Regions from separate parts of the Homo sapiens genome. Here regions 2 and 3 are each linked to region 1. A link is a loop called in an ENCODE intact Hi-C map of the cell type or tissue named here. Cell type or tissue: PC-3. All regions are shown on one strand. Links, peaks and the distances in the headings refer to the core of each region. The heading gives the core; the rest is flanking DNA. Region 1 overlaps MED12L (mediator complex subunit 12L). Region 2 overlaps MED12L (mediator complex subunit 12L). Region 3 overlaps MED12L (mediator complex subunit 12L).

Region 1 (10,756 bases), core at 2,561-7,560:
ATCATTTTCCAAATAGTTACCCAGTAGATTAGGTAGATGTTATCTCTGGCCTCTTGGGGAACCTCATGAACCTTGGTTTAGACTATTAAATCTGGAAAGTAATACGTAATTTTAGTTTGTGTTTAAAATCTTCCATAAATATTATTAATTTAATCCTACTTGTCATTTTAGAGATGATGTCTAGATGAAACAAAGTTTAAAACAAAATGATAGCAAGCTAAATTTATCTCAGCGATACTGTCCTGCATGTTTGCTGTTTTATACATAAGGAAACACAAAGCTAAATGCTGGTTTATTTTGTTAGTTGGTTCTCTGACCATTAAACTCCCCAAATTCCCAAACAGTGGAAATAATAGTCATCAATAAAGTAAGATTTTCTTTGTATCTCTTACGACGGCTTACTTGGTAATTTTGCAAGCGTCAAGTTGAACCCCATTCTTCAGTTGTGATGCACTGTAAGCAAAGATGCGTGTCAGGAAACACTTGGGGACGATTGAGGCGTGGGTTCAGCATAGGTTATTCCTGGTTTGATTTCTGGGGAGAAAATGAAAAATGAGGAAAAAATCATCTGGGAAGGAATTTTAAAATACAACATTTTGGTCTTTTCAGTTAAAGCAATTGCCTCCACGATTCAGAAAGCATGTGCTCTTTGGAGATGAACACCTGGGCCACACAGAGTTGCCCTCTTTCATAATTCCCTGCTGGGAGTTATGTCTTGTGGGTGACTTTGGCTACATACCTTAACATTTCTGAGCTTTGCATTCTTCACAACATCTTAATAAAGGTTAGCTGAGACCATATGTATGTGCAATGTTGGATATTATCAAACATGATTTCCCCCACCCCTTCCCCTGCAGCTGGGTCTGTTCCCTGTTCTCTGGATTCTATCACGTATTGACCATAGAAAGCAGAATTCCTGGGAACTGTTCTGGAAAGTGCAGCTAAAGTAAAATATGCTTATAGGACAGTTTACCATTAGGGGAAGTCACACTCTTTCTCATGAAATAAAACCATGTGAGACTTTCAGGTCCCATCACTGATGTTGCTTAAAGAGACCCCAGGTAACCTCATTCTGTCCAATCACAAAGCAAACTTGAGGCTGGTGTGAGCAGTTACTTTTGTCCCTGCATATGTGCTGAGATAGCAGGGAAAGGGCATGTGGGAGGCAGGAGTATGTGTAAGAGTTTGCAGTAAGTGGAGAGGCAGTTATTATTTCTTTTTATGTTCCTGTGTGTGTCCTTCTCTTCTGTTTGCAAATATCACATGTAGCTAAGGTACTTGATTTGGTAGTAGATGGAAAAAATGGTTTTTAATTTTTCAGTGATGCTCTCCACCCAGAATCCACTCTTTTGAGAGTTTAGACAGTCTATCCATACGTCACCTTGAACAGCTCCGGTATGTGGTACACAGCAGAAGTCAGAAAGTGTTTTTTTGGTTAATGCAGCATAGGCAATGATTAAGGCTCTCAGAATCCCTCCTTTTTGGGTGCCAGCATCACATTATTTTTTAATGTAAGGCAAAGAGGTAAAACTCTACTTTCTTTTTATTTATTAAAGTTTACTGGGGAGAATGACTGACGCAGTTAATTTTCTAGACTTTATAATAATGATCTTTGGATTTCAGTAAGCCTAAAAAGCTTGAATCCAGTTTCTCATGGAAACATTTCAAGGAAATTGCCTGATAGACACATTTTTAGTTTTATGTTTCTCTGTTCTCAAGTTGTATGGTTGTCCTCTTCAGATGGCTTCCTGTAACCTTCCTCACTGACAGTTGCAGTAAGAGAGAGAGAGCAGACAGTTGGCCAATAAGCAGGACATAGAGAGAGAAGACTGGGAGAAAATATTTGCATGTTATATTTCTCATAAAGGATTTCTATTTAGACTATGCAAAGAACTTTTACAGCTTCTTAATAAGGAGAACAGAACCCAATTTAAAAAAGGTCAAAAGATTTGTCTAGACATTTCACCAAGAGCACAGGGAAAGACACTGAACATCATCAGTCAGTAGGGAAATTCAAATGAGAACCACAGTGCTATACCATCTTGCATCTACCAGAATGGCTGTATCTGAAAAAGACAGACAGTAACAAGTGTTGCTGAGGGTGGTGAAAACAGGACCCCTTATACACTGATGATAAGAATTTAAAATTACGGTACAGCCACTCTGGAAAGAGTTTGGCAGTTTCTTAAAAAGTTAAAATCAAATGTATCATATGACCCAGTAGTTCCACCTCTAGGTATCTAGCCACAAGAAATGAAAACTTATGTCCATGCAATGACTTGTATGCAGTTGTTTATAACAGCATTATTCATGATAGTTAAAAGCAGAAAGAAGCCAAGTGCTGACTGGAGAGTAGATGAGTCAACTGTGGTATAGGCAAAGGATGGAATATTACTCAATAAAAATAAGTGAAATACAGCTATTGTATAGATGAACCGTGAAAACGTTTTGCATGAGAAAGAAGCCAGATACCTAAAGACTACATGTGTTTAGGTGAAATGTCCAGGAAAGGCAAATCTGTAGAGGCAGAAAGTCGATTAGTGTCTGCTGGGGTTGGGGGCAGGAGTGGAGGGCATTAAAGATATTATTGTTTTGCTCCTTAATCCTGTGTTACTGTATGGTAAGGCAATTCTTGAATTATAATTGCTAACTAAAGATAAGGAGTTATTCTTGTAGTGTTAAAGATCACGGAATGTGAAAGTCAGAACATGCTAAATTCTGGTAACTAAGAGATCACAATAGACTTTTGGGAAATCTGCTTGCCCCATAATCTTTTGAATCATGGGAACAATAATACCTACTTTATAGTATCTAGCATCCCTCCTTCATGAGGCTAAATTGAATATACATTTATAAATTAAGTGCTTTATAAATGCCAGTTTCTGCTTCTGTTATTTCCATTAATCTTTGCCTAAATTAAAGTCAAGATCTTGTTACTCTTATTGGAACTCTCTGGTTTAACCAAACTGCAGACTGTCAGCCATATGCCTGAGTTTAATTCCCTACTTTTCTTCATACCCATTCCTGCCCTGTGAATGGCCTCCTTTCTCCCCTCTCTCCCTACCTTGGGAATCTCTGCTACTTCTTCAGTACCAGCCATAACCTGATCTCTTTCATAAGGTCGTTTACTAAGAGTCTGCTCATATTTCAGGCCCTGGAGTTTATAAAGAAGAGAAAGGTACATTTCTGTCCTCAAGTTTAGAGTCTAGTTGAGAATCCAGAAATAGACCATTTCAATATCGAATGAGAGGTTTGGGATGCTGTGAAGATACAGAGGTGTACCCGAACTGAGGGGAAGCAAGGATTACAGAGGTTCCATGACAACTATGATGCCCAGGTTGTGGCAGGTTTGCCCAAGGTCCAATCAGAAAGGAGCACATGGAAATGCTGAGTGTAGCCAAAGATAAGGTATAATAGTCTACTGAGGAACTGGTGACAGCATGTAGAGATGGAGATATATGACAAAATATGAGGCATCTTAAAGAATCTGTGGCTGAATGATGCTGGTGAAAAGGGTTAGAAGATTGTTGGAGGCCTCCCAGGTATTTGACTATAGATTTTAGTCTCTTTCGCTGATGTAGGACCCATGAAAGGACAAACACGTACTGGGAAGAGTGGAGTTTAGTTTTGGATTGGTTGATTTCATGATGCCTGTGTAGTATGCATGTGGAGGTGTCTACTAGATGATTAAAGAGAAAGGTCTGGAGCTTGGAGAAGTACTCCTGGCTGGTGATGTCTATCTAAGGCCAATAGAAAATAGGTGATAGAAGAAGCTGTGGGAATGAATGAGATTGTTCAAGATGAAACTGCACAGTCGGCCATGCATGGTGGCTCACGCCTGTAATCCCAGCACTTTGGGAGGCCATGGTGGGTAGATTACCTGAGGTCAGGAGTTTGAGACAAGCCTGGCCAACATGGTGAAACCCCATCTCTACTAAAAATACAACAATTAGCCAGATGATGTTGCGTGCACCTGTAATCCCAGCTACTGGGGAGGCTGAGGTAGGAGAATTGCTTGAACCCAGGAGGCGGAAGTTGCAGTGAGCTGAGATCACGCCACTGCACTGCAGCCTGGATGACAGGGTGAGACTCCGTCTCAAAACAAACAAACAAACAAAAAACCCAAAACCACACAGTGGAGTGAGAATAGCAGAGAGCTAATGTAGACTTTTTAATGGAGCAGTCTTAGGGTGAGGGGAGTGCCTGAAGGAGAGGCCAGAGAGTTGGGAGGATTACCAAATAATAATAATAATGTCATGTGAACCAAAAAGAGAGTTTAGGAAATGAGGAATTGTGACTAGTTTTATCCTGTGGGGGAAGTCAAGTGACATAGGACAGCAAAGTGCCACTGGATGGGATTCAGCAACAAAAAGGTCATTGTTCATCTTTGCCAGTGCTCCACGTGCTGGGGGGCCCAGGGTGTTTTGGGGAGAGAAGCCTAATGACAGAGGGTTGAGTAATGATTGTAAGGTGAGGAAGTGGAGGCAGCAATCTCAGAAAACTCTTTCAAAAAAAGAACATGCCTGTGACAGAAAGGAGACAGAGAAGGTGGGAGGTGGAGATAGATAAAGGATTAATGGAGGGTTTTCTTAAGCATATCATTCAATGTCTGGCATTTAAAAATGTTCTGGCCAGGCACGGTGGCTCATGCCTGTAATCCCAGCACTGGGTGGCCGAGGCTGGTGGATCACCTGAGGTCAGGAGTTCGAGACCAGCGTGGCCAACATGGTGAAACCCTGTCTCTACTAAAAATACAAAAATTAGCTGGGCATGGCAGCGTGCACCTGTGGTCCCAGCTATTCGGGAGGCTGAGGCAGGAGAATCGCTTGAACCCGGGAGACCTTGCAGTGAGCCGAGGTCATGCCATTGCACTCCAGCCTGGGCGACAGAGTGAGACTGTCTCAAAAAAAAATTTTTTTTCCAGCTTGGATTAAAAAAAAAAAAAATCCTGCCTTGACCTCTAGCCAAGTATGGTGGCACCGTGGTGGAGTGTATAGAGCAAGGATTTGATTCTCTCATTCTCTGAATTACAGCCCCAGCTCTGTTGGTTTTAGCTTCTAACCCTCCATTTCTGCCTGTATAAAATGGGTATGAAGACTCATCCATTATAGGTTGACTGCGAGGTTAAAATGATGAACGTTTACAAAGCAGCCTGTGTACTTGCGCAGGGTGGAGCTGAAGTCGTTTTAGTTCCTGCTGTATATCATAGGTACACAGTTGAATTTATTTAGCACTTCATAGGCTGGACAAGGGGGTTGAGGGGGGTGGATCCTTGCACCTTGTTTATGCTGAGATGGCTGTGTGGCTGGTGGCCTCAGCTGCCCTCTCAGGAGTCATTTGACTGATACTTTTGCTCCAATAGCTTGCCCTTCCTTTAAATTGTCTCAGAGCCTTACCTGCCTGCTGTCTTTCTGAATGATCAGTGCCTCAGCTTCAGCGCTCCCTGTGTGCTTTTACTACAGTGGCTCTGCATTGTCTGCATGTCCCAGCACTTGCAGGGTGTTGCAAGGAAGATTGCTTCAGTGGTAGTAAAGGGCTTGGTTCCAGGACCTGGATCCCGGGCGGGAATCCTGCCCTGCCACCTACTGTTCCTTCAGCTGAGAGCTGATGAAACCACACAAGAATGTGATGTTTGTGGTAGGCCTAGGTTTCACAGTCATTCCTGAGGTTAGATGGTATCGCTGCTTAGAGACCTGTTTTTTTTCCAGCCACCCATTGGTATTTTCCTTTGGCTATTTTACTAACCATGTTTCTTTGTTGTTGGTTGTAAAATGAGGTTGGTGGAAAAGGATTAACACATTCTCAGTTTCTCCTTGCTTTTGGACCCCGAACTTGGTGGTTGATACCTTAAGCAATCTTCAGAGCTACCCTAGGACCTAGATATATTTCCACCCCCGCCAGGTAGGAAGATACGAGATTCAGACAGTTTAATTAAGTTGCCCTGACTCACACTGTGAGTAATGGGTAGAGCTGGGATTCATATCAAATACAATAGAAACTGAAATTGCAGTTCTATTATACTGTTGTGGAGTAAAAGTGAAGAATGATTCTGGGGGGTTATTTTAGAGGACAGGAAGTGGGAGGGGGGCAGTATTGGGCAGAGGTAGGAGTCTGTTTTCTCCATCAAGCTTGTGAAGGAACTGCTAATCTTCCAAACTAGAGGTCTAGTTTTATTTGGCCTGAACAATGTTGAAAACATCAGGAAATTTCACATAAGAATCCAGATTTGGAACCCATTTTGAAAGATGAGAAGATTTGCTAGCATCCAGCATGAACAATCCAGCACTATTAGTTGCCTCTTCCTGATGGGGAAGTGAGCTCTCTCCAGTTCTCTGGCTCACAGCATACGCGTTGACATCCCTGGGCCACCTCTTTCAGGAGCATTACCTGCCGGGTCCTACAGTCAGTTGATTTGGCAATGATTATTCCGCTTATCATTTAATCTTATGTGGCTATACTTAACCTCTATAGATCCCCAATTGTTCTACTTTGATTATAAATGTATCTTTCCCTTCTTCTGTGTCTCTCCTCCCTGCAAACGCCTGATTTTTCTTGTATTACTGACCATCACTTAACCATTTCTTTTCAAATGGTTTTTCTTATACCTCTTAGCAACCCAGAAAAAAGTAGTGACAGGAGGTCATGTTGATTAGTTCACACCTGAGAATGTGTTAATAGTCACAGTGGAGCTTTTCTCTGTGCCTGCCCCTCTACTGGGGCCTTTAAGTGAAAACCCTACTGATTGTGTTATAAAACTGCTTTCGGTGGGGAAAAACTGAGGTTTCTGGTGTTACGAAAAGCTTCTGAGTAGTGGAATAGGGACTTGACCCCAGTTGTGTTGGATGCCCAAACATTTGCTCTCTCCCCAGAAGGGCTATGGGAGGACAACATCCAGGACTACTGAACAGCTACTTTGGACACCCAGCCTTGTGGTCCACACAGAGCCAGCCTGCTGTTGCAGTTCACTGGATTGGATCTTGGCATGGGTGGGGAGTCATTTGTACCACGCCGGGGGAAACTCTGTCAGCAGGAAGAGCAGGCCGGTGTGCCCTGCCCTGCCATGGCAATGCTTTAACTCTCCCTGGGCTTCATCTCTCTTGTTATTGCCCTCTGGTCAGGATCTTGAAATATCAGTGCCAGTTAAATGCTGGCTCCCTAAATGCAGTTGCTCATGATTAATTTTTGACTTAGTGTTTGGTAGTGGTGGTTCTCAAATGACAGAGTTATAATATCAATATCTTTGCTATCTGTCCTCCACTCTCCAGTTTTCCCTCTAAAAGCTCACATCTGAAATTGTAAGAATTTGAGATCTGAAGGTTTATTTTGCCACTTTAGTTCTGAAAAGCTATACTGAACTGATTGATTATATAGAGATATTGATGTAGTTCCTGCATTTTTGTGGTAAAGAGATAGTCTTCACAAAAGCCATCTGATAGAAAGTTTATTTGAAAGATACAGGATCTCTTCTATTTTGGAATCACCTATAATCTAAGAATCTTTCTCAGTTTAAGCCTGACTTTATGTGTATGTGTATTTGTAAATTTATGTGTGTTTTTCAACAATGCTAAGATTATAGCTCTGCTGAAGGCCTGGGGAAAGAGGCAGATTACCTCACTGGTTATGAGTTACCTCTTATTGTAATGGAATTAGGTCACTGTATTCATAGCACATTTCATTAATGCATGCATGGAGTTAGTCTCCTAAATGTGTTGGAATGCAAAGCACAGCAGCCCTTCATTCAGGTTTTTCAGGTGCTACACTGATGTTCTGTTCTCATAGTTTTGCTGGTACATGTAGCTTACAAATAGACCTATTTTGGTTAACAATTTAGAGTTAAATTTTTTTTAGGTGACCTCAGGTAACTTGCTCTGTGTGTGTGTGTGTGTGTGTGTGTGTGTGTGTGTGTGTGTGTGTGTGTGTGTTTAGAGCAGATGGGGGGTTGATGTAAAGTGGATTGTAAACTCCCTGAAGACAAGATTTGTGTCTAATGGTTCTTTATAACCTTAACCTCAAACCTGACTATTCTTTTTGACAAGTGAGGGAACTGAGCAGGATTCAACAACCTGCCCAATACCACACAGATGGTGAGAGGCAAAACCAGGAAATGAGCTCTAGCTTTTAAGACCCCAGAACAGGCTGCCTCTGTGGTGTTGCTTTGCTGGCCTAGTGGAGTGTCAGAAGTAGCTTCCCTGGTAGAAAGTGTTCTAGACTGAGATTCCCTGACCAGTGCAAAGTATCCTAGACCTGGATTCAGTAGGCAGCTGTTAAGTTTTTGGCTCAGTCTGTGACCCTGTTAAGCATTGTACCTCACAGAGCTTGAGCCTCCTCATCTATGAAACAGGGAGAATAATAAATACCTGACGTACTTCCCAAGGGTGCTGTGTGAATGTGGTAAGAAAACATATGTTAAGTCAATTTTATATTGTAAGTGCTATAGTAATGTAAAGGTGTAATTCATGGCAAGTATACTTTGCTTAAACATATTTCTTAAAAAGCATATTTAAGAAATATGCTTTTCTTAAACAGAAAATAAAAATACACTTTTTAACTCAGTAAGTTGTAAAATTTGAGTAAAATTCCTACTACTCACATTACTATGGCTATTGTGAGTCAGATCAGGAGATCTGTATCACATTACTATGTAGTTGTGAGTAATAAGAATTTTACTCAAATTTTACAACTTACTGAGGTGAAACATGTATTTTTATTTTCTGTTTAAGCAAAGTATAAATTCCATATAGGTAACTTCTGGATCATTTATGTAAGAGGCTAGTCAGTTTAGGGGCCACAGTCCCAGTAGCCAACATAGTGGTTTTAAATGAATATGTTCTAAACTAAATACATTTCAAGTGACTTCTGGCCCTTAAAGATATTCTTAGAATTCAAGACTCCAGGTAAAGTCTTTAGTTGTTTGATTACTGTTTACTAGGCTATTAAAAGATGCAGAATGCTTTTCACAAGTTCATGTAGATGCTGTTCCTTGTTTTGGAATAGCATCCTGTGGCTTAAGCATTCTACTTAAGAGTTATAATTATTCTTCATGGTGGTGGTGGTGGCGTCACCTTGATATTTTAATACAGTCATCATTATAGTTTTCTGGGCTGTGGGATATGGTGCAAGTATTCTCCAGACCTTTCCATTAGAACTGTTGTCAGGTTAGCTACCCTTATTCTTGTAATCACAGCTTAACCAAACCTTAATGCTGTTTAAGTTAATGGAGTAAGACAATTACCTAAGAGAGCATTTTTACTTCAATTTCATCACTTGTCTTCACTGACAATTTTAAAATTCTCAAGTGAAGTCTTTAATATGAGTGGATATTTCACCTTTCTTAATCAGCATCAAACGTTCACTCTCATTTTTCTCTTCTCATGAATACAAATAAATAACCCACCCTCACCCATATGTAGTAAAAGGATCTGGGATCACATATAACTCATTTCATGAAATACACGCACACACACACACACACACACGCACACACACACACACACAACGTTTCTTCAAAGTAATTCATACTTCAGTGAATTTATCAACTTCTGGCATTAATCATGTTTTAAACAATGTCTCTTAAACTAATAGGAATATTTGAATTAAAATATTTTTCTCTGGCTTGATTTATAGATGTAGTAACTTCCTCAACTAGGAGAAATAGTAACCTGTATATTTGTATTATCTTAATATTTGCCACATGCATTTTCCTGCTATTCACATTTCTTTTCTTGATGTCCTCTTCTGTCACAGTCTTCACTGGCTTACTGTCTTATATGGGATACAACTCAGGCTCCTCTGCAGGTGATGAGGACCTCCTGACCTGACCTGTATACCTGCCCACTTTATAGTTCCTGCACCAGACCCTCCTTACCTTGCATTTTATCCTGAAAATCCCTTCTGCCTCTTATCTATTAGGCAAGCTCCCTATACCGCCTTCAGGTGTAACTCATCTGCCTCCTCTTCTCAGAGCTTTCCATGTTATCCCCATGTGCCACATAAGTGCTCCTCAGCCCCTGTGGTTTCCCATACCTCCAGCTGTTGTATTCTATTTTTGTTGTTTGCCTGACTACCAGAGTGTCCTTGCATCCTTTTATCTCCAGGGTCTAGCAGAGTACCTGCGGGCACAGAGTCAGAGTTCAAAAACACCTTTGACTTACTATTAGGCAGTCATGGAATTTGGCCTCCTCTCTGACTTAATTTCATTTTGGAAGGCATATGTCAGTTTTTTGTTTTTTATTTTTAACAATTTTTTTTTCTGCCTTCTGAAGTGAAATGGTACAACCCAGGGAGGGGTGGAGACAAGAGTAGGAATTGGCCATTGACCTGTGTAAGGCATGGCTGAAGACCAGGAAGAAGGCCTGATCAAACCATTAGGAGGCTAATCAAACGCTGGGCCTGCTGACATTTCTGAATAGCTCACTGTAAAGTTGGGGGAGCTAAAGTGGAGGGCTGCAAATTCAAATGCCAGCAGCAGCCCCACAGGTTATGTCAGTGAGGAAAGTCAGCCAGGTATAAGAAGAAACAACAGTACCAGTATGCTAATAAAAGACAGCTAGTATGTCTAACACTTATGAAATTTTCATAATTAGAATAAAGTACACTGGGGAGAAGGAGGCAGAAAGGTTTCCATAGAACAATTATGAAGAAACAGCAGTAAGATGAAAATATTTAAAGTGAGCCACATGCCTGGACCCCATTATGTTGTCTTATCCTGCCTCTGTAAAATGGCTTTGCCTGGATTAAGCTTTGAGTTGGTGTCTTC
Region 2 (10,756 bases), core at 1,155-6,154, 130 kb after region 1:
TTATGTACTTGTGAGGTACCAGAGGGAAGACTAGTTTGTGGTGAAGGCAGTGGTGCAGGTCTGGTAGCCTGCTGAGACATAAGGAAACAGGTCATGTAATTACTGAGGGGCAGCTTGGTTTTAGTCTTAATTTTCTGCCTGGCTGCTGTGTGAGTTGATTTTCTGACAGAGGGATATCCCTCTTACACCTTAGTGTCTGTCTCTACCAGTGGATACCCAAAATTTTTTTTCTTCTTTAAAAATATTTTCCTCTTATGGCCTCATTTAATGTCAGTTAAATCAAGTAAATCTTCATTTCTAGCTACTGTTTACTGTTTAATAGATCTGGTCTATTAAAACACATTTGTAATTAAAATCTCATTATGTTTCACTAATTCCAGAATCCTTATTCTTATAGAAAATACAATCTTAAGGCAGATTTTTTCTTCTAGTGTTTAGAAATAGGTAACTATGATTTTTATAAAGTGGCATCTGTTTGGGGAAAGATATCTACTCTTAGTTCCTGTCTACCAGAGCTCAGCTTTTTGTTAAAGCCATCATTTATGGAGGACTCTCTAGGACCCAGGCACTAGGACTTTCCATGTATTGATTTACTTTATTTTTAACCCACCCTGTGAGATTATGTATTATTACTGTTCCCACATTACAGATGAGGAAGCAACTGAAGAACGGGAACATTGACTAATTTGCCCAAGGTTTTTCAGCTAATAGAGCTGAGGCTTGAGCTCAGAAGCATTCCTTCCAGAGCCCACCTCCTAACCACAGTATATACTCAGCTGCCTGATAAGCAGTTATGCCACACTCCATTGTTGAAGGGTGGTGACTAAACTGAGCTGCTCACCACACAACTCCAGAGGGCTCCTTTGATAGCATGGCCCATGTGAATGGGGCCTCCGGATTTGAATACTCCAGAGTTAAACAAGCAGTAGCTGTTTCTAAGCCCATGTCATTTTTTGGTATCTACTGACCATTCCTTGTTTCTGTATGCATGTGCAGGCATGCATGTCTACATAGGCACACGCTTGAGTCATCACACACGGACAGTCTTGCACCTGCATATACTCTTGCACAGTTCTGTTGTACATACCTTATGGCTATTTGCAGAAAATTGCCCAGTTCCAATCTAATTTTTTCTTACCAATTATGTGTTAAAGTAGAATTGCTGACTTTCATAAGCATTTTGAGAACTTTCAATGTTTTATGAAACTTTTACTGTATTCCTTTTGAAAGTTAATACCAAGTAGTTTAGTTCAGAGGGAGACACTCTGGATGGGCCAGTAACCTAAATCCTGCGGCCTTGCATTGGCAAGTGTGGACTGTGAATAAAGGTGTCCCCTCTGCAGGGTGGTACTTGAATCCCACCACAAGGGTTTTTCAGGGCAAGGATAGTACTCTCCGGCCATTCTGTTTCCCTGTACCTGCAGCTGGTACTGAGAGCAGTGACAAGAGGGTAGCATCCATCTGTGCAATAGTTTTGTGTCTGTAATTTTGGTTCAATTTATTTTTCTCCTTAGGCAACCAGCCACAGCAAGGAGTGACTCCGTATGGGCATCCTTCACACTTCTGAATCTGCAAGAGGAGAAGACATGACGTTTTATGTTTGCACTGAAAAACAGAAAATCAAATTTAATGCATTAGTCATCTTAAAAATGTCCCTTTTTTTCATTTCTTTGACATTTTACTATATTTTATGCTACATCTCACAAAAAAAAAAAAAGGTGTTTAAACAAAAAGCCAAGGAGAAGTTGTGGTTTGATTTTGTTGAATTCACCTTTAAAGTAGGTTTACAAATGTGAATCATGCAGGCAGGCCTACTCCCGGAAGAGTGTGCTAGCAGACCTTTTGAAATTGGTGCTTTTTTTGAATCTCACATTTCTAGAAAGAATGGATTATGATGGATCTAAGGTATTTATGTATTTCATTCATTAATGATGACGTTGTTTTTTTTTTTTTAATTTTATTTTCCAAACTGTGCTGGACCAAACTACTGATTTGAAAGGCATGTCAGATCTTGACAGAAACATGGCCTGTTTATTCTGCATTCACCTGTGATGGTGAAACGGACATTTATTTGCATCGCTCTAATTTGAAATGTTTGTAATCTCATAAGCACTTTATAAACTTTGTTCTTATTTATGTAGGACTCTTCTTTGCTTTTGTTGTGGTCAAAAGGTGCTGAAACAGATTGTTGCTTCGTACTTAAACTTCTTAAACCAAGAACCTAAACCAAGGTTTCTTTGAGAGCCGCCCTAAGATGTGCGGAAACCTGTTAGAAGTAGCTGTACTCAAATTTGTTTTGAGGCAAGATCATTGATGAGAGTCATTGTGAAGGTACAACATGTAAATCCTAAAGGCCTGAAAGAACTGCAGTGGAATCGTCCAACTATTTATTGCCAGTTTTGGTTCTCCTGAACCTTATGCCACCTTAAGGGGAAAAAAAAATCCAGTAGCTGGCTTGAGATTCCAGTGCTCACACTTGACATGGTTTCCAGAGAATCTGGCCCCAAAGTCCAGAAGGCTCTGGTTTTCATAAAAGGTGTATTTGCTGTTTATTTTGTATGGTAAGTATTTGCTCTTTTGAATTTAATTATTACTGTCAGTGTCAGTCTTGGTTGTGTATTGCATATACTGTATTTATAAATTGGTGCAAAAAGCACAAGTAAATTATACATCAAATTTATTATAAAGAAATAGTAACTATTTTAACTTTGTTCAAGTATGTGGTAATTTGCTCCTATTAGAGTAAAAAAGAAACCAGTAAATTATCAGTTTGTGTAACTTAAGAGTATTCTATATAATATTTTTTTAGATTTAGATGCATAAAATTTTGAATGTGAAAATTGCAGGGCATTTTAAAACATATGTGGGGGATATTTTCCCATGTTCTCTGTTATTTCATTTTCTTTTGCCATATGATTTTACATATAATATAGTCAAGCATACTGTGAATAGACTTGTCTATAATGAGCAGACCATGTAAATCTACTTTTTTTAAAATGTAGCTAGTACAACTTTAGTAGACATTTTCTTTTGCAAATCATTATCTATAAATAATTTATATCTTCCTGGGTGAGTTACTCATTGCAAAGTTTGACTCATGCAAATGACCTCAAATACATGTCAGCTTACTTTGCTGTGGCAACATCCATGTGAACTGCTTTGTACACTGTGAAAATATTTCACTCCAGCCTGCCCATTTTGTGTTTACTCTGGGCTGGAAAAGACTTTGCCAAAACATTAAAAACTATTCTTTTCACTAAATTAATAGTCTATCTGCTTTCAGAAGATGTATCATCTATCTGTACACATTTTTGCTGGTTTTGTATATCAGATTTTTTCCTCTCAAGAAACATACTTAGATAAGCTAATGAAGTTGTTTTCTTCAAAGTAATATATCTATATAATGACTGCATTGGCAAATCAACCGAAATGTGAATGTTGTGCCTAGTGAGTGAGTCATGTTCCATCATTATTTCTTTCCAAATTTCTTTGCCAGTTCAGTTTGAACCATATATTTTGTAGCTCAGCATTGCAAACAACAGTAATACTGTTTTAAGAATGAGTGTTATAATTGCATAGCATTTGTATGCACTTTATACTTTGCAGAGGTGAGTTAAATTATTAATCATTTTGCACATGAAAGCTGTGGGGCATATCTTTTTTCTTTTTTTAGGTGAGGAAGTTATGCTACGACTCTAATTAATTCCACGATTCTATTGAAAGTTGAGGAATGCTGTTTTACCCCTGCGCATTATAAAGAAAATAACTAGAATTACTTTAGTCTTCAGATTTTCTCCCTGTTAATTCTGTATCTTGAGAGGTTTCTTTTTTTTTTTTTTTTTTTTCTTTTCTTGCAAATGCATTCTTTTGCATTAAGATGGTCACAAGGTAAAGCCCTGTGGCAGAACCTGGTACTTTACCTTACCAGAGGAAATTACCTTAGAATAAGATGGAGCGAGACCCCAGCTCCCCTTAAAGACAAGACCTTGAAATCAAATGGAGTCAGCTATACCTATCAATCAATCACAGTTCTTGGATATAAGAAGCCCATAGACTCTCTTGTTTACACTGTAGGCTTTTTCTTAATAGGGTTGCATTTGTCAGTCATTGCATTTACCCTTCTTGGCCTGGAAGTAGAGGAGATCAATGCGTAGCTTTGACCACTTCCAGCCACAGGGTACTAACATCAGACATAAGTTGCAACCAGGTCACATTTTAGGCTGAGATGGGGCTAACTGAAAGTCAGTGTGATGAAAACCCAAGGGCGCTATTCCACATGTCTCAAATGATTGGCAGGGGCTAACTTATTAGTAATTCTCGGTTTTGTGCACTGAGATATCTAAGACCTATGGCATTTTTTTCCCATTTATAAAGCTCCTATAATTCTTAAGTAAGTACTAGGTGAATGTTTGAATAGATGCTGGAGAAATTACACTGGAAAACCCCACCCCTAGATTTAGATAAGATCAATCATTTAATATTCCCCAAATTAATTCAGGTTGAATTAAGCATGTAATATAAATTCAGTGAATTACAAAAACACATTTTGTGTAGGATTGATCAGATTTTAAATACAGTGAAACTTCATTATATATAATAGACCTAGACCCTCCCAAGCATTTTCCCATCCCATAAAGAATTAATGAAATGAAATGCTTATAGAGCAACGATTCCTGCTCAGAAAAATTTCCTTATAAACAGCTCCAAACCAGGGGTGCCTGAGCTAGATTTTAAAGTTATAAAGAAGTTTCATTGTATTTTTAAAACCTTTTTAATGGGTGTATTTGGACAAAAATAACCCCCTTTTCACATTTTATGATGTGCAGGTATTACATTGCTTTTTACATGTGGAAAAGTGAGCCTGCATTTATTTTTAAATGCAGTTATTAAAACATTTTTGTATTCCCCATCAATGAAAATTTTCAGTGTGAACAAATGGTGAATCATAAGACAGTTCAGTGCTTATTTTCTGTAGGTTTTAGCAAAAAAATTTATAAACCACAAAATATTTATACATCAGGATGGTAAATTTACATCATAAAGATTGCAGATTTAATATTTTCCATTGTCTCTGTTCTGAGTGCCATGCTTGTAACATTGATAGGAGGTGGACACTAGGCAACTGGTATTAGAAGTTCATTTTTTTACTGAAAAATTCAGGTACATTAGCCATTTGTTATTTTATAGTGAACCGTTTCAATGTTTGTTTATTGTTATTTGTTGGCAAAATAAAAGTGCCTTAAGTTAAAAGTTTGTTTTGAGATCCATTAAATAAATCAGTATCATCAGTTCATAATGCATTTATTTACAAGTCCTTTTATTTTGCATGTTCATTGTAAATTTAATACTGTAAATGTATTCAAATTCATTTACATGCCTATGGCTGCCTTTGATTAAACTTCTTCCAAAAAATAAATTCTGCCCAGATGTTGTTGACTTTATTATTTCATGTCAGATTACTTGAATATACGTTGCTGCATAATCACTACCAAGTGGGTTCTTTGCTGTGCATTTGTATATCCCAGAATCGGAGGTTTGGGGATTCTGAATGACTAGGGTACCTTGTAAGTGAAGCTGCTCACTTCCATGTGTCCTCTCTTTACTTGCCGTTGAGAGAAGGGAGTGGTCAGGCATCTCCCATGTGATTTCTGGCTTGGGAACTCCCAAGGCCACACAGTGGAGCTGAAAGGCTGCCCCTGTCCTGGTGACAATACTCCTGGGTGGACGATTTGTAATTCGGGGAGGGTAGGCTACAATCATTACTGGAACAGTAATCAGTGTATGACCAACACTATTTTGAGCCTTACAGATATAGTTTCCTCTGTCATAAGCTGTTGCTTCTTTAATGACTAAGGTGCCATTGTCATGCAATATGTATTTCCCATTAATTTGAGGCCTGTCTACTACATAACCACTTGGCATAGTCCATTTGATATTTGGCTTAGGGATTCCATCAGACACACAATGCAGTGATAGAGATTCTCCACTGATGCCTTTTACTGTCCCTGGTGCATAGGTAAGAATAACTGGCTTCTGGCCAATTTCTAATATGACTAATTTCTCAATATAGCCAACTTTATTCCTAGCTGCACAGCGATATTTTCCTGCATCCTCCCGAGTTGTTTTAGAAATGATAAAAGAACCATTGCTTGCTATCAGATACTGATAACTTTGTGGTCCATTGGAAAATCGTGTGCCATTTGGTAAAATCCAGATTATTTCAGGTGGTGGGTTACCATCAACAGAGCAATTCAATGCTGTGGACTTTCCCAGCTGGGCAACTATTTTTTCATTAAATGGATTTCTAAATGTCGGTCTTCTCAGCATTTCCAGTACTTCTAACTGTACTACCAACACGCTCTCTCCACCTTCATTTCGGGCCACACAGATAAAGTCGGCTGAATCTGAAAGCCTCACATTCCTAATTTCCAAGGTTCCATTTTTATGGACTGTGATTCTGCTTCCATAGTATGGGGCTGTGAGGAAAATATTGTCTGGCATGATCCACATGACTTCAGGAGATGGTGTCCCTTCAGCTCTGCAGTCAAAGTGTTTTTTGGAATGTCTCACAGCTGTGGCTTTAATAACAGTTCTGTTTGTATACAGACCATTGATTAATGGAGGTTTAGAGACCACATCCAGTTTGTACATTTTGGTGTCATCCCCACTGGGATTTCGGGCTACACATACGTACTCTCCAGAATCGAGCAGTTTCACTTTGTTGATGGTCAAAGACCCATTGGCATGAAATGTGTACCTATCAATGGAGAAGGAAATCATGTCATTGGAAGGCAGCAACCAAAATATTTTTGGTTTGGGATCCCCAGTGACCTCACAGTCAAGGACAGCTGTGTCTCCAGCTTTGATTCTCTTGTTGGTTTTGTTACTCTGCCTTATCCGGGGAGCAGCTGTTATAACTGTTAAGTGGACCTTCATTTCATCTTTCCCTAGGGTGTTCTGGGCATAGCAAGTATAATCTCCTTCCTCCGCTACCCCAACTTTGTTGAAGTATAAAGTTCCATTGTTGAAAAGGGTATATCTCCTAGTCCTGTGGCCACTGTCATCGGCTTGCATTGCATTGTTGATCATGGTTCCATCAGGCAAACTCCAAGATATCTCTGGCACTGGGGAGCCGGAAGCTTTGCAATCTACTTGGAAATCTTTCCCATGGAGCACTTGCTTTCTAAAATACTGCTTGTGGTCAATTTTGGCAGGTTTCAGTCTTAGGCTAACATGCATCAGTATCAGATCATCCCCCATTTTGTTTCTTGCCACACACAAGTAGACACCACTGTCTTTTTCTGTTACTGATCCAATAAACAGGGATCCATTAGGGTAGACGTGGATCCAGCTGCCCACTCTAAGGAGAAAAGAGATTCATTTGAGTGTGCAGCTGTTAGCAATGAGGGAAACTGTTTTACTCAGGATTGCCTCCCTCTGCCCCAGCTTTATTGAAGCATGACCAATGAAAATTGTGTATCTTTGAGGTGTAGAACATGACATTTTGAGAGAGATATATATACATTTTGAGGTGTGTGTGTATATATATACACATATTTGAGATATATATATATATACATTTTGAGATATATATATATACACATACATTTTGAGGTATATATATATATAGAGAGAGAGAAATGACCACGATTAACTAGCATGTCCATCACCTCATAGTTACCTGTTTTTGTATGTGTGATTAGCTTTAAATTGTTGCAATAAAAAAATAAAATTACTACCAGCTTATTGTCTTCTAAGCCATTTGCTGAAAGATGAAATTATCTAATTGAACAGGTATAATTTAGTGCAAGTAAGTATTTCTCAGATGGAATTCAAATGAATCTCCGTTACATAGTAATTTTTTAAAAAAAATCTTAATGAAGAGGCACATGCTAGAAATATGGGAGTTCTAGACACCATGACTTCCTTGACCATTTCACATACCAAGTAAACTAATTGGATCCACAAACATGGTGATTTTGTAATATATATAGGTAAACTCAGTTGCTCAGAAAAGATGCCAGATGATACTTTCTAAACAGTTATTAGTAACAAAACAATTACTGAATCATTTGGTTAGAAAATTCTACTTTGGCTGGGCACAGTGGCTCACACCTGTAATCCCAGCATTTTGGGAGGCCAATGTGGGCAGATCACTTGAGGGCAGGAGTTTGAGACTAGCCTGGCCAACATGGCAAAACCCCATCTCTACTAAAAATACGAAAAATTAGCTGAGCATGATGGCACATGCCTGTGATCCCAGCTACTCGGGAGGCTAAGGCTTGAGAATCGCTTGAACCCAGGAGGCTGGGGTTGCAGTGAGCCGAGATCACACCACTACACTCTAGTCTGGGTGACAAAAATGAAACTGTTTTAGAAAAAAATAAATTTTACTTTGTTAGAATACCAACGCAAGGTTCCTTAGAAGGTTGTTGCAGCATCTGCCCTCTATGGGCAGCTGTACAGTGACTAGTTTTTGCACTAGATTGAGCTGTGTGGAATACCATTTTTCTCCAGATGTACAGTGGCTGCACAGCCTATCATTACCAAATTTAACCACCAGATGGCAGATCTTTCCTGGTAAAACTAAATCTACTTTTTTAGACCAGTGGAGACTCAACTGGTGCTAAAAGTGCTATCAGGGATACCTATATGAGAAAACGTCTTTCTTATTTTTGGGCAACATGGGCTAAGCAGGTAGATAAAACGAGAGGAAAGTAAAAACTGTTTTCATAGCATAAGTGCTAACCAAGTCAAACAGCCTCAAGTCATTTCTCTCTCTCCTATTTTCTATTTACTTTATATTTTTTTGAGACAGGGTGTCACTCTGGAGCCCAGGCTAGAGTGCAGTGGTGAGATCACGGCTCACTGCAGTCTCAACCTCCCAGGTTCAAGCAATCCACCAACCTCAACCTCTGAGTAGCTGGGACTACAGACACACACCACTATGCCCTCCTAATTTTTTTATTTTTTGTAGAGACAGGGTCTCACTGTGTTGCCAAGGCTGGTCTCCAACTTCTGGGTTCCAGCGATCCTCCCGCCTTGGTCTCCCAAAGTGCTGGAATGACAGGCGTGAACCACCACACCCAGTCATCAAGTCACTGTTATTCTCCAGCAAAGGTAAGTATGGAAAGTATTATAGTAAAATATTAGAGAAAATTTTTTTTTCCCCAAGTATGGAAGGAAGTTCTCTGGCATATAAACCAAAGTAAAATCAATACAAATACACCTAAAGGAAGGGAAACTGCCAGGTGCTTTGCACTGGTTGTTTAATCTTGAAGTAATTCCCTCACTATACAGCTGAAAAATTGGTATTTAGAGAGATTTAGCAACTTGCCTTAGGTCACAGGGCTGGTTCTCAAGCCTTACGCTTTCCACCATGCTATACTGGCATTCTTTCCTAATGCTTTCTAAAAGTATTGGTTCTTAAACTTGGCTAAACATTAAAACACTTGTGGAGTTTAAAATAATAATGATGTCTGAGTCTCACCTCCAGAATTTGACTTAATATGTGTGCAGCATGGCTTGGGCATCAGGATTCTTAGAATTTTCCGGATTAAAGGTTTCCATGTGCAGCAAAGAACCACTGTTCTAACTGGGTTCTCAATGAAGATCCCTCATCAGCTGCATTAGAATTACATGGGTCGAGTTTAAGATGCATATTCCCCGGCTTTGGTTTCCTGAAATTCTGCTTCAATAGGTCTCGCCAAGGATGTAGAAACCCACTCTTTAAAAAACTTCCCAGCTAACATAAATAATTAAGTTTGAACACAAGTGTCAAATTTTAGCAACAAAATCACCTGGAGGGCTTTTAAGAACAGATTGCTTATTAAAACAAAATCAGAGCTCCTGATTCAACAAATTCCCAGACAATGCTAATGCTACTGGTAGGGGGTCTTCCCTTGGAGAAAAACTGGCTTAGAGTGATATCCCCTGCACCCAAGATCTGATGCAACTGGAGATTGTGACATATAACAGACAGAACTATTGATGTTTCTTTTTATAAACTAATATTTTTGAGAGAGATAATTTACTTTTGAAAATAGAAGGTTTCCCAGAGTGGAAGACAGAATTCTTAATAAAGATTAATGCAGAGGCATCTTCAGCCTCTCCAAAGCACAAAACTCACATTTCATAACTCAGCATTTAAAAATTCTAAATCTAAACAAATTTCAATTTAATTTAGGTGATTTTTGATGACATTTGAAAAACTTGAGAATTAACATTTACTTTTGAACTAAAGATCACAAGTTAAATTTATTAGCTGTATTCAGTATCAACTCGTGTCATTAGAAGAAAATCTTCAACTCCTAAGCATGAGTACAAATTCACATTTACTATGTGTAATTTTTTTGCATGGATGTTTTCTATTAATGAATAAACAGATATATAAGATGGAAATTCTCATCCTCATTTTTTGTCCTGTAATGGAAAACCATTGTGTAAAGTCATGCCACTTGCAAAAAAAAACCTCATAAGCTATAATTATTGATTTTTGAAGATATAATTTATATAGAAAGCCAGCTATAAAATGAATATTGAGGCCAGGCACGGTGGCTCATGCCTGTAATCCCAGCACTTTGGGAGGCTAAGGCGGGCAGATCACGAGGTCAGGAGATCAAGACCATCCTGGCTAACATGGTGAAACTCCGTCTCTACTAAAAATACAAAAAATTAGTCGGATGTGGTGGCGGGTGCCTGTGGTCCCAGCTACTCAGGAGGCTGAGGTAGGAGAATGGCGTGAACCTGGGAGGCG
Region 3 (10,756 bases), core at 4,175-9,174, 120 kb after region 1:
AAGTCCACCCCTTGTCTACTTGAGCCCATACACACCTCCTGAGATCAGACATAATCTTCAAATAAAGACAATAGTAAGGTCGTAATTACAGCTAACATAATACAACTATCCTTCCTGCAACCGGAAACGCACCAATCCCCAACCCAAATACTATTACATAAAGTTAACAATGCTTAAATCCTGATATGAAGTCAGTAAATCCTATGTCACATGATAAAGGAAAAGGAAATAAAATTAAGATATTAGTACAAGTGTATACCTGCACAAACATGTTTTTAACAAAAGGAGGAAGTACTCATGACAGTTACAGTCCGCTTTTCTGCCACTGTCACGTGGTCATAGCTGGTATTGATGACTACCTTCTTCTGCTACCCATTCTGTATTCCCTTCACCTTCAGCACGCACCTCAGCAGGTCGTGTTTTTCTTCCTGGTTGAGTGACCCAAAGCATTCCTGAGGGGTCTGGATCATTTGTAGTCCTGTCTGGTTTGGGCTGTTGTAGTTTCCCATTGACCTTAATCACAGGGCATAGTAACACTAAGAGACGCCCTAATGGATCTCGTGTATTCCATGAATACTCTTCCTTACCTCTATTGTGGAATAGTAGACTGATTTCATCTTGATAGTCCGGGTCAGTCACCCCAGCCAACACTGTAACTCCCTTCTTAGCCTGTTGGCTTAAAGGTAGGAGGAGCCCAAAGTGTCCAGGTGGCAATCTTAATTTCCAGTTTAATAGAATCATTGTATTCCTAGTGGCAGTGTTCCTCCCTCTGGAACTAAGACCTCTAGGCCAGCAGAACGTAATGTTGTGGGAACAGGAAGCAAAAATTTTGCTAGTGGATCACTAGGAGTGATGGTGAGTGGTGCCACTTCCACTTCTACCCCTTGATTCCTGGACTTGTGAATCCTGGCTATGGGAGAAACAGTACTATATATTGGATACTGATTAAGAGCATACACGGCCTTCTGGAGAACTTTGCCGCAGCCCTGCAAAGTATTGTCACCTAATTGGCATTGTAATTGTAACTTCAAAAGGCCATTTCACCATTCTGTCAATCCAGCTGCTTCAGGATGATGGGGAACATGGTAAGACCAGTGAATTCCATGAGCATGAGCCCACCGCTGCACTTCTTTAGCTGTAAAGTCAGTGCCTTGGTCAGAGGCAGTGCTGTGTGGGATACCATGATGGTGGATAAGGCATTCTGTGAGTCCACGGATGGTAGTCTTGGCAGAGGCGTTGTGTTCAGGATAGGCAAACCCACATCCGGAGTAAGTGTCTTCCAGTGAGGACAAACCTCTGCCATTTCCATGGTGGAAGAAGTCCAATATAATCAACCTGCCACCATGTAGCTGGCTGATCACCCTGAGGAATGGTGGCATATCGTGGGCTCAGTGTTGGTCTCTGCTGTTGGCAAATTGGGCACTCAGTGGTGGCCGTAGCCAGGTCATCCTTTATGAGTGGAAGTCCACGTTGCTGAGCCTGTGCGTAACCTCCATCCCTGCCACCATGGCCACTTTGTTCATGGGCCCATTGAGGAATGACAGTGGTGGCTGGGGAAAGAGGCTGAGTGGTGTCCACAGAATGGGTGATCCTATCCACTTGATTATTAAAATCTTCCTCTGCTGAGGTCACCCATTGGCGAGCACTCACATGGAATACAAATATCTTCACAGTTTTCAACCACTCAGAGAGGTCCAGCCACATACCTCTTCCCCAAATTTCTTTGTCACTAGTTTTCCAATCATGCTTCTTCCTGTGCTTTACTGTGTTTTTTTTTTTTGTTTTGTTTCTTTGTGTTTGGAGACAGTGTTGCTCTCTCACCCAGGCTGGAGTGCAGTGGCGCAATCTTGGCTCACTGCAACCTGCACCTCCCGAGTTCCAGCAGTTCTTGTGCCTCAGCCTCCCAAGAAGCTGGGATTACAGGCACGCACCATCACACTAGGCTAATTTTTGTATTTTTAGTAGAGATGGGGTTTCACCATGTTGGCCAGGTGTCTCGAACTCCTGACCTCAAGTGATCCACCTGCCTGGACCTCCCAAAGTGCTGGGATTATAGGCATGAGCCACCATGCCTGGCAAGAAAATTTTTATATATCCTTTTATCTTTCGGTATTTTTCTTTTTCTTAATAGTTCCACTAAGATGCATTGTATGTATTATAAATATATTTATTTATATTTTATAAACATCTCCAGCAGATTCAGTTCTTGGTACTAGCCAAAGCTCTTCATTCTTTGTTTTTTTCTTTGCTAGAGAAGAGGGTGGTAAGGTAGCTGTTGAAGATAAGTGAACTCTTCCTGTTTTGGGGTTCTGATTCATGCTGTATCAAAGTGGTAATGGTAACACATTGCCCCCCATCCCCTGACTTGTCCTGCTGCTATCTGGTGACATTCACAGTTGAATTCAATAAATGCTTTTTTCTTAGGGTAGTGCAGAAGTGATTGCAGTCGTGTGTGTGGTGGAGACCAGCACCCTGCCAGATGTTATAGAGCGTGCCAGTGAAACATCACTTCCTGCCACTAGAGGACTTAGAATCATAGGAAGTGGCTCAATGGCAGCACTGCCTGTGGAAAGTAGTTTACGGTTGCTGAATTTTTGACAGAAGAGCTGGAGGCATTGTATTAGTTTGCTAGAACTCCCTAACAAAGTACGCAAACTAGATGTCTTCAACAACAGAAATGTACTGTCTGTTTTGGAGGCCAGAAATCCAAGATTAAGGTGTCAGCAGGGTTGTTGGTTCCCTCTGAGGGCTGTGAGAGAGAATCTGTTCCATGCCTCTCCTCCAGCTTCTGGTGGCTCGCTGGGACTCTTTGGCATCGCTCGGCCCGTGGAAGCAGCACCCTGAGCTTTGCCTCCACCTTCGCAGGCATTCTCCCTGTGCATATACGTGTCTACTTTTTTATAAGGATACCAGTCCTTATGCGTTTTCACTTTTTATAAGGACACCAGTCATATTGGTTTAGGTCCCATCCTAATTATCTAATTTCAACTTGATTACCACTGTAAAGACCCTGTTTCTAAATAAGGTCACATTCTGAGGTACTGGGTGTTACGACTCCAGCATGTCTTTTTTAGGGAACATAATTCAACCGAAATAATAACAGGTCAGAAGGTGAGAGAAGTTTGGGAAGCCTTGACAGAGGAGGCTGAATGTGGCAGATGTTGAAGGCAGTAGGATTTGATTCATTGCTTTTTTTTTTTTTTTTTGAAAAGAAGAAATTGAATGTTAATTTTTTTTAGAGTTAGAATTCAAGTTTTATTTAGAATTAATGAAAATATATTTTTTTGTTCTTTTGTTGCTGTTGTAAGAGGAACAGAACTAGGTTTTTTTTTTTTAGCTTTTGCACAAGTCCCTTCTATTTTAATGCATTCTAGGAGATCATAAAAATATATATATATATATATTTTGAAACGGAGTCTTGCTCTGTCACCCAGGCTGGAGTCCAATGGTATGATCTCAGCTCACTGCAACCTCCACCTCCCTGGTTCAAGCGATTCTCCTGCCTCAGCATCCCGAGTAGCTGGGATTACAGGTGCCTGCCACCATGCCCAGCTATTTTTTTTTTTTATACTTTAAGTTCTGGGGTACATGTGCAGAATGGATTCATTGCTTTTTGACTATTTTGTTCATCTCTTTGCTCGTTGACGTCATCAGCTGGGATGTGTGGGACAATGATCATCCCTTGGTTTTGGCTGTAAAAAATCACTTTAAAAACTTATAAAAAGTTAACAACTTGTAAAAAGTGACTCAGGGCAGAAATTAGTGCTTCTTTAAAACGTGTCACCAGAAAACAGAGTTTTTCTGTGAAAAGAGCAAGAAAGACTAAGAAAAGCCTATGTTTACAAATTAAATCTGGTCTGGACTTAATATCAATGCCTGTGTTGCCATCTACTTACTTCAGTTGCTTGTATTCTGTGAAGGAAAAACATCTGGAAATAAAGACATGGGTACCCTTGCTGGGAAAATATATTTGGCATGTCTGATTTTGGCCTAAATTATAGTTCTTGACTAGAAAAATATTTTTAATGCTTATTAAATCATTAAATAATTTTAATGCTTCTTGTTGTGATTAAGTTAATTCTTAACTAAATATGTTGACAGACCATGATCTATTCTTTAAAACTACTTCCAGTGTTAAGAAAATAATGTTAACACCATCCCGCTGCATCATTTCCTTTCATCTTAAACTCAGGTTGTCTTAGTTTGGTGACTTAAAAAAATATGCTAACAGAAAGCTTTAAATAGTTGGCTTTTTACATCGACTGATCCTTGTGTCCGTTTCATATTATATTGAATATTTGCCTTTTAAAAATATGCATAATGGTAGCAGTAGTTACTTAATTACATTAAATTTTAGTCAGTGATCACTTGTGAAATTGTCCTTGACTCTTCCTCAAGAAATTCATTTGTTCCATTCAGAGAAATTGAGATATTTTTTCAGTCTGCCTCTGGAATTGGGAAGTAGCAGGCACAGATAATATGATTCTCCTTTTGAAGTGGAAGAAATTAGGTCCAGAGAACATTGAGCTACGTTGCCTTCCTTTGCATGAATTTGGAAATTTTTTTTTTCTTTTGGAAGGAAAAGAAGAAGTAATATTTATAGAAAGAGGTTGGGGAAGAAATATCAGGAGATTTCTGGTAACTGGATAGCCAATATATTTGATATAGTACTTTTTTCTTACTAAACTGTGTACAGATTAGATGACTCTGCCGGATGCAATGGCTCACGCCTGTAATCCCAGCACTTTGGGAGGCTGAGGCGGGTGGATCACGAGGTCAGGAGATTGAGACCATCCTGGCTAACACGGTGAAACCTGTCTGTATTAAAAATACAAAAAATTAGCTGGGTGTGGTGGTGGGCGCTGGTAGTCCCAGCTACCCGGGAGGCTGAGGCAGGAGAATGGCGTGAACCCCCGGGAGGCGGAGCTTGCAGTGAGCCGAGATTGCGCCACTGCACTGTAGCCTGGACGACTGAGCAAAACTCTGTCTCAAAAAAAACAAAACAAAACAAAACAAAAAAACTCTATGCAAGTTACTAGTTACCTTGAAAATAAACACACAAAAAATTCTGAAACACATCAGCTGCTAGCTCTGTCTGAGAGTGTGGACTGAGAGTGTGCCGCCCTGTGAGAGTGGAGATGTGGCTGAGTGCATGCACAACCCTATACGTTGTTGTTCCTTCCGCTGCCGCTTGTAGGGACGGACGACCATGCTTCATTCGTCGGAGCAATCTGTGGACTCTGTCAGTTGGTAGTGCAGTTTTAAAATAAATGTTGCTTTGCTGCTTTGTTCTTTTGGTAACAAATGAAGTGGTCACAGCAAAAACCTCTTAACTGTCATGAGGGAAGGGATGTATTTTACTCTGGTGCCCTTGGAACCCAGAAGATTGCCTGGATTTTGATAAATATTTGTTGAATGACTCATTTGTTGGATGTCAAAGCAATGAAAAAAACCTTTGTTAAAATCACACATTATCCATAAGAAAGGGAAAACACAATTCAGGAGGCAAGGTGTCCAGACCATCTGAGCATCGGTAGGTCCATTACTGAATCAGTCCTGCAGCTGATTTTGTCAGCATATGCTTTCGCTGACGGGGCAAGCTCAAGTTTTGAGACAAAAAATATTTAAATGATGTTTATTTAAATAGAAATTACTAATTAGCAGCACATTTTTGCCTATGCTGTGATTGAGCAGAAGAAGTAAATGTTATTGAATAAAATAGGAATTTAGAGATCAGTCAAAATACATCAAAATACATTATCAGAATTTTAATTTTAATTTATTTTAGAGACAGAGGCTCAATCTTGTCAGCCAGGCTGGGGTGCAGCAATGTGATCATGGCTCACTGCAGTCTCAGACTCTTAGGCTCAAGTGATCTTTCCACCTCAGCCTTCCAAGTAGCTGGGAACTACAGTAAATACATTTTTGTTTTTGTTTGTGTGTGTGTGTGTGTGTCTGTGTTTAATTCAGCAAACAATGGTATTTCCTGGAGAAGTGGTTATACCATGTTGATTAGTTATACCTGACAGTAGTAAGCTGGGTATTCGGTCTTGTGGTTACAGCAGGAGCATGGCATGGCTTCTGCCTCTGAGAAGTAAAAATCCAGAATCCTAGAGAGAGAAGCAATTATCATGTTAAACCATATGTTTGCTAATAGAGGCATTTACACAGTACTAAGGATACAAAAGCAGTGATTCACTCTTTAAATGCGTGAGGGAATGGATGATAACTTCAGCTGATCTTTGAAGGATGAGTAGATTTATGGGAAGGGTAGAGTGGAACGAAGTGGGGAGGAAGTGTATTCCAGGAGAAGGGATGAACATCTGCAAAGGCACAGAGGGGAGAGATCATCTTCTGTATGGATATGGGCCAAAAAATCTTTCCCACTTCATTTATCACATTTGAATAGGGAAGGCAAAACATACATAGATTATGATTTGGGGGACCTCTAGTAAACCTTACTGAACCTATTTATTGACCTGTTTTGGTAAATTAAAAATTCAACTCCCACCACAGTGATGATTCCAAAATCTCACCAGGCACCTGAATGAACCACTTGGGGGAGCCATTTTAAAAATTCAGATTTCTAGCACATTAGCTACAGAAATTCTAATTCAGGAAGTCTAGAGAGGAGTCCCGGGAGGATAATCCTTTAAATTTCCCCCAGTGATTTTGTGCTGCCTCAGCCACATACAGGGTTCAGTTCTTCACAGGAGGGGTTCAGTTTGAATTGAAATGCTCAGTAGTGAGGCTTCTGTAGGGTGTTGGAGGCAGCCCTCATCCCCTAGTGGTAGGTGCTCCAGAGCCCAGAGAAATTGCATCTGGGGCCTATTGCCTGTGCATGTACAGGTGAAAGCAAGTTAAAATTAGTAGCCAGAGGCCTTGAGAGGAAGCAGATGTGGTAAAACACTGTAAGAAGATTGTAGATATAGATCATGTACTTCTGGTCAGTTTAAGGAAGTTGGTCAAATTTCTTGGCCTCAGAATCTTTTCATGTTCACAGATTATTGCAGACCCAAAGAGCTTTTGTGTATCAATATTTACCATGTTAGAAATCAAATATTCGTTAATACTAAATATTGTTATGTTTAGTACCTAAAGATAAACTTATGTTCCTGGAAGTAACATGCTTTTATGAAAAATAGGCATATATTTCAAAATAAAGTTATATGAGAATGACATGGTTTTACTTTTTTTTTTTTTTTGAGACAGGGTCTTACTTTGTTACCCTGACTGGAATGCAGTGGTACGATCACGGCTCACTGCAGCCTTGACCTCATGGGCTCAAGTGATCCTCCCACATCAGCCTCCTAAATAGCTGAACTACAGGCATGCACCACCATGCCTGGCTAATTTTAGTAATTTTTTGTAGAGATGGCGATTTGCCATGTTGCCCAGGCTGGTCTTGAACTCCCAGGCTCAAGCTGTCTGCTCGCCTTGGCCTCTCAGGAGTGCTGGGATTACAGGTGTGACTCACTGTGCCTGGCCTGGTTTACATTTTTGAAAATTTCTTCAGTGTCTGGTTTAATAGAGAACATTTGATTTGTTGTAATAGCACATGTTATGTAGGCTCTGGAAAGCTGTAATGTACGTGCATGAGAAAATAAGTGAAAAAAGCAGATAATGTCTTAGTATTTATTTTGAAAATGGTTTTGACCTTGCAGATAACCTGACAGAGTCTTGGGGACCTCTCCCAGGAATCCCTGGATCACAATTTGAGGCCCTCTGACTATGTACTACCTCTTAAGCCACCCTCACACCACCCTGAACTCCCCAACACACACACGCATACATGTGTACACAAGCTTCCTAGGGTATACCTAGTTACTGCTTAGGCTCTGCAAAATATAGTATCTGAGGCAACCACTACAGTGTTTTATTCTGTGAAATACTCTATTTGAAGCAGGCTTTAAATGAACATAAAGAAGGCAGCTATGTGTTTGTTGAGTGAATAAATGTTGACTATTTGTACACCATGTACCCCAATATGCTGTTCAATCAGCTTAGACATCTTTATAGCCAGCCTTTTAGAATCTGTAATTATTTCTGAATAAGTTGATATTTGGAAGCTGGTATTTTCAATCATGGATAGGCTTGAGGGGAATGTAGTGGTTGGTCAAAGGGTCCAAAGTTTCATTTAGACAGGAGGAATAAGTTTTGTTGATCTATTGCATAGCAAGGTAACTATAGTTAATAATGTATATTCCAGAATTGCTAAAGTAGATTTTAAATGTGTTCACCACAGTGAAATAAGTCTGCAAGATGATAGATGTCATAGATATGGGACATTTTCTGGGGGCAGCAGTCTTAACCAGTCAGAAGTGAACAGCAAAATTTGACATGAACTCATTGGTGGCAAAAGCTGACCTGAATAGACATGAGGCTCTTTTCATTTATCCTACCTGATATAATTATTCATGTGCTTGCTACAGAAATGTAATATGCTTGATTATGGAGTGCTGTCCTACATTTTGCCTGGTCTGCATATTAGGAGTGTTTCTTAGTAAACTGCATATGTTCAGATTCCAAAGCACATATCTGTCTTAGGACTTTGGATAAGAGATTGAGGACAGTTACAGCTAAGTCAGGATTAAATATGCTAATAGACACATAGAATGTCTGGAACAGTACCTGGCACATAGTACAATAGTTTCCCCAAGTAAGCATAAAAACTATTGAATAGAAAAGAATACTAACATTTCCATATAAATGAAAGATTGATTTTTATTTTTCACTCTTGATTTGGGCAATGGAAAAAAATGGCAAGCTGCTGCTTCTCTAATTTGTATTGGGGAAAATAGTAACATTGGTGGAGGGAATAGTTCATTAGTTTTGTGGATCTTTCTTGTTATTAGGAAAGTTGTGGGAATTGAAGGCTCTTAGAATTAGTCATTCCATCAGTTGCTACTGAGCACCTGCTGTGTGCCTGGCAGTACCGGATATTACAGATACATCAGTAGGTATGCCAAGCCCTTGTCTTTCAGTCACTCACTGTCTAGTGGGAGAGAGAAAGTTGAACCAGCTGTCATGCCAAATATTCAGTTTTGAAAGTATCAGCTTGGTAATGCCCTCTAAATAGAGGATAAGACAGGATTGCCACATAAAATACACGGCTCCCAGTTAAATTTGAGTTTCAGGTAAACAATGAATAACACTTTAGTGTATATCCCAAATACTGCATGGGATATACTTGTACTAAATGCAATATTTGTCATGTGCAATATTTGGGACATGCTTGGAACTAAAACATTATTGTTTATTTGAAAATCACATTTAACTGGACGTGCTGCGTTTTTATTTGCTAAATCTAGCAACTGTACTTACAATCCTGGGCTATTCTTGACAAGCTCTGAGGAGGAAATAGATGTTGCACTGGCGTTGGGTAATTGAAGAGTCTTTTTCAAAAGACAAATTACAAAGGTATGGAAAACCAGCTGGAGGTGATGGCCCACTCACTGACTGCCCCTAATCCCAGCGGGACAAGAAGGGGAGAGAGGTAGGGAGGCTACCTGACAGGAGCTGCAACCTTCCCGGTGTGGGGCGTGGCCAGCCAGCAGAGACTCATGGAGGAAAATTGGCAAAAACAAAACTTCACTCTGCTCCCTCCCAGCCTCACTGTGCTCCTATGCTCCAGTCTCCTGGGAGCACCTCCTCCCCACCTAGAAGTCGGAGGGCAGAGGAGCCAGCCTTGTTGATGCCCTCCACACAGGCAGCCTGGTGAGCACACGGAGAGTGGGCACATGGGAAACAGCCAGCACCGTGCTGGTGTATGTGCCTGTGTCAGAACGCCTCGTTTATGACAGTGACAGACCAGGAGGAGAGAAGAGGGTTGGAGGAGGAGAGAAGGGGAAGAAAGAAAAGGAGAAAACGATAGTCTGAAATTTGAAGATCAAGATAAAAAAGTAAATTGGCACTACCAGTGATTCTAACCAAAAGTAATTTTGCTTCTGGTAGATGCTGCTTTTTTTCCTCTTTGGAATAACCACAATTTCTTGCATCAACTTAATAGATAGAATCAGGGCATGTGGTCCCCTATATTGTGCCTCTCATCTGATTCTTCCTACAGAGCCTGTATTTGCATGGCCCTGGGAATTAGCACTTTCTTAAAGTTAGTGCCTCACTCACTCATCCTGCCCAGGCCCGGGCTCTGAGGGTGGGATTAGCGAACCTTCATCCTCCATCATATGGGGAGGGTATAGTCCCAAATGAGCCCTAGTCCTAGGGCACCACCCTGCCTCACCAGATTATTTTCTCCCATTTGTGCAAGGCACAACCTGTAGTCCTTGAACAAATCTTCCAACCAGAGAGCTTTCATTTTGCCAGTATTAATATCATGATACTCATGAGCTAGCTGGTGAAGGGTGAGATGACCAGGATCTTTGAGCTGCTGAGCTACGTCTGTAGTGTGGAGTTCTTCATTGGGGCTCTTCAAATAAATGCCAACTAATAACCTGGAGCTTGGGTTCCTGAATAGATGGGGTACTTCAGATGTTCACCAGATGCACAACAAGGTGTAGATGAAAATTAATCCACACACAGTTGTCATAGCCCTTTTTTCGTGAAGTGTTGAGAAGTACCTTACAGACTGGCCCTGCGAGTTAGTCTCTGTTCTTGTCTGTGATTGGCACCATGGAATGATTTCTGTCCTTTCTCCTGTCGCCATTACAGTTTCCCAGGCAAGGCTTGCAGCAGACCCAGCAGCAGCAGCAGACGGCCGCCTTGGTGCGGCAGCTCCAGAAGCAGCTTTCCAGTAAGT

The links. A loop is a pair of places that touch in the nucleus more often than their neighbours do. Peaks named below come from ENCODE experiments on the same cell type or tissue, not always from the same donor. Only the 100,000 strongest peaks of a DNase experiment are listed, where the experiment ranks them.
Region 2: it touches region 1 in a loop (5-fold over the local background); 8 of 110 quality-filtered maps call a loop at or near these places.
Region 3: a loop joins it to region 1, with 4 times the contacts of the local background. A loop is called at or near these places in 8 of 110 quality-filtered maps.

The regions. Positions count from the first base shown.
Region 1 is chr3:151,299,665-151,310,420 of GRCh38, forward strand. The region is part of intron 16 of MED12L (mediator complex subunit 12L); the gene reads left to right. GPR87 (G protein-coupled receptor 87) reads right to left here. Exons shown (of 3, transcript NM_023915.4): 2 at 403-534. The coding sequence starts at 436. Among named protein-coding and RNA genes, the nearest start is that of GPR87, 12 kb to the right of the region's middle. In PC-3, for the core only: a CTCF peak has its summit at 5,606 (motif pointing left); DNase peaks (open chromatin) are centred at 4,377, 5,577 and 5,987; H3K4me3 peaks cover 2,048 bases; H3K27ac peaks cover 5,000 bases.
Region 2 is chr3:151,431,238-151,441,993 of GRCh38, forward strand. It overlaps MED12L (mediator complex subunit 12L), which reads left to right. Exons shown (of 45, transcript NM_001393769.1): 45 at 1,515-5,416. The coding sequence ends at 1,567. IGSF10 (immunoglobulin superfamily member 10) reads right to left here. Exons shown (of 8, transcript NM_178822.5): 8 at 4,966-7,360. The coding sequence ends at 5,452. Among named protein-coding and RNA genes, the nearest start is that of IGSF10, 24 kb to the right of the region's middle. In PC-3, for the core only: no CTCF peak of the experiment used is centred there; DNase peaks (open chromatin) are centred at 1,694 and 3,134; H3K4me3 peaks cover 1,010 bases; H3K27ac peaks cover 4,669 bases.
Region 3 is chr3:151,419,631-151,430,386 of GRCh38, forward strand. MED12L (mediator complex subunit 12L) reads left to right here. Exons shown (of 45, transcript NM_001393769.1): 44 at 10,669-10,750. Among named protein-coding and RNA genes, the nearest start is that of IGSF10, 36 kb to the right of the region's middle. RefSeq lists a silencer at 9,271-9,565. In PC-3, for the core only: CTCF peaks have their summits at 6,564 (motif pointing right) and 6,764; no DNase peak of the experiment used is centred there; H3K27ac peaks cover 408 bases.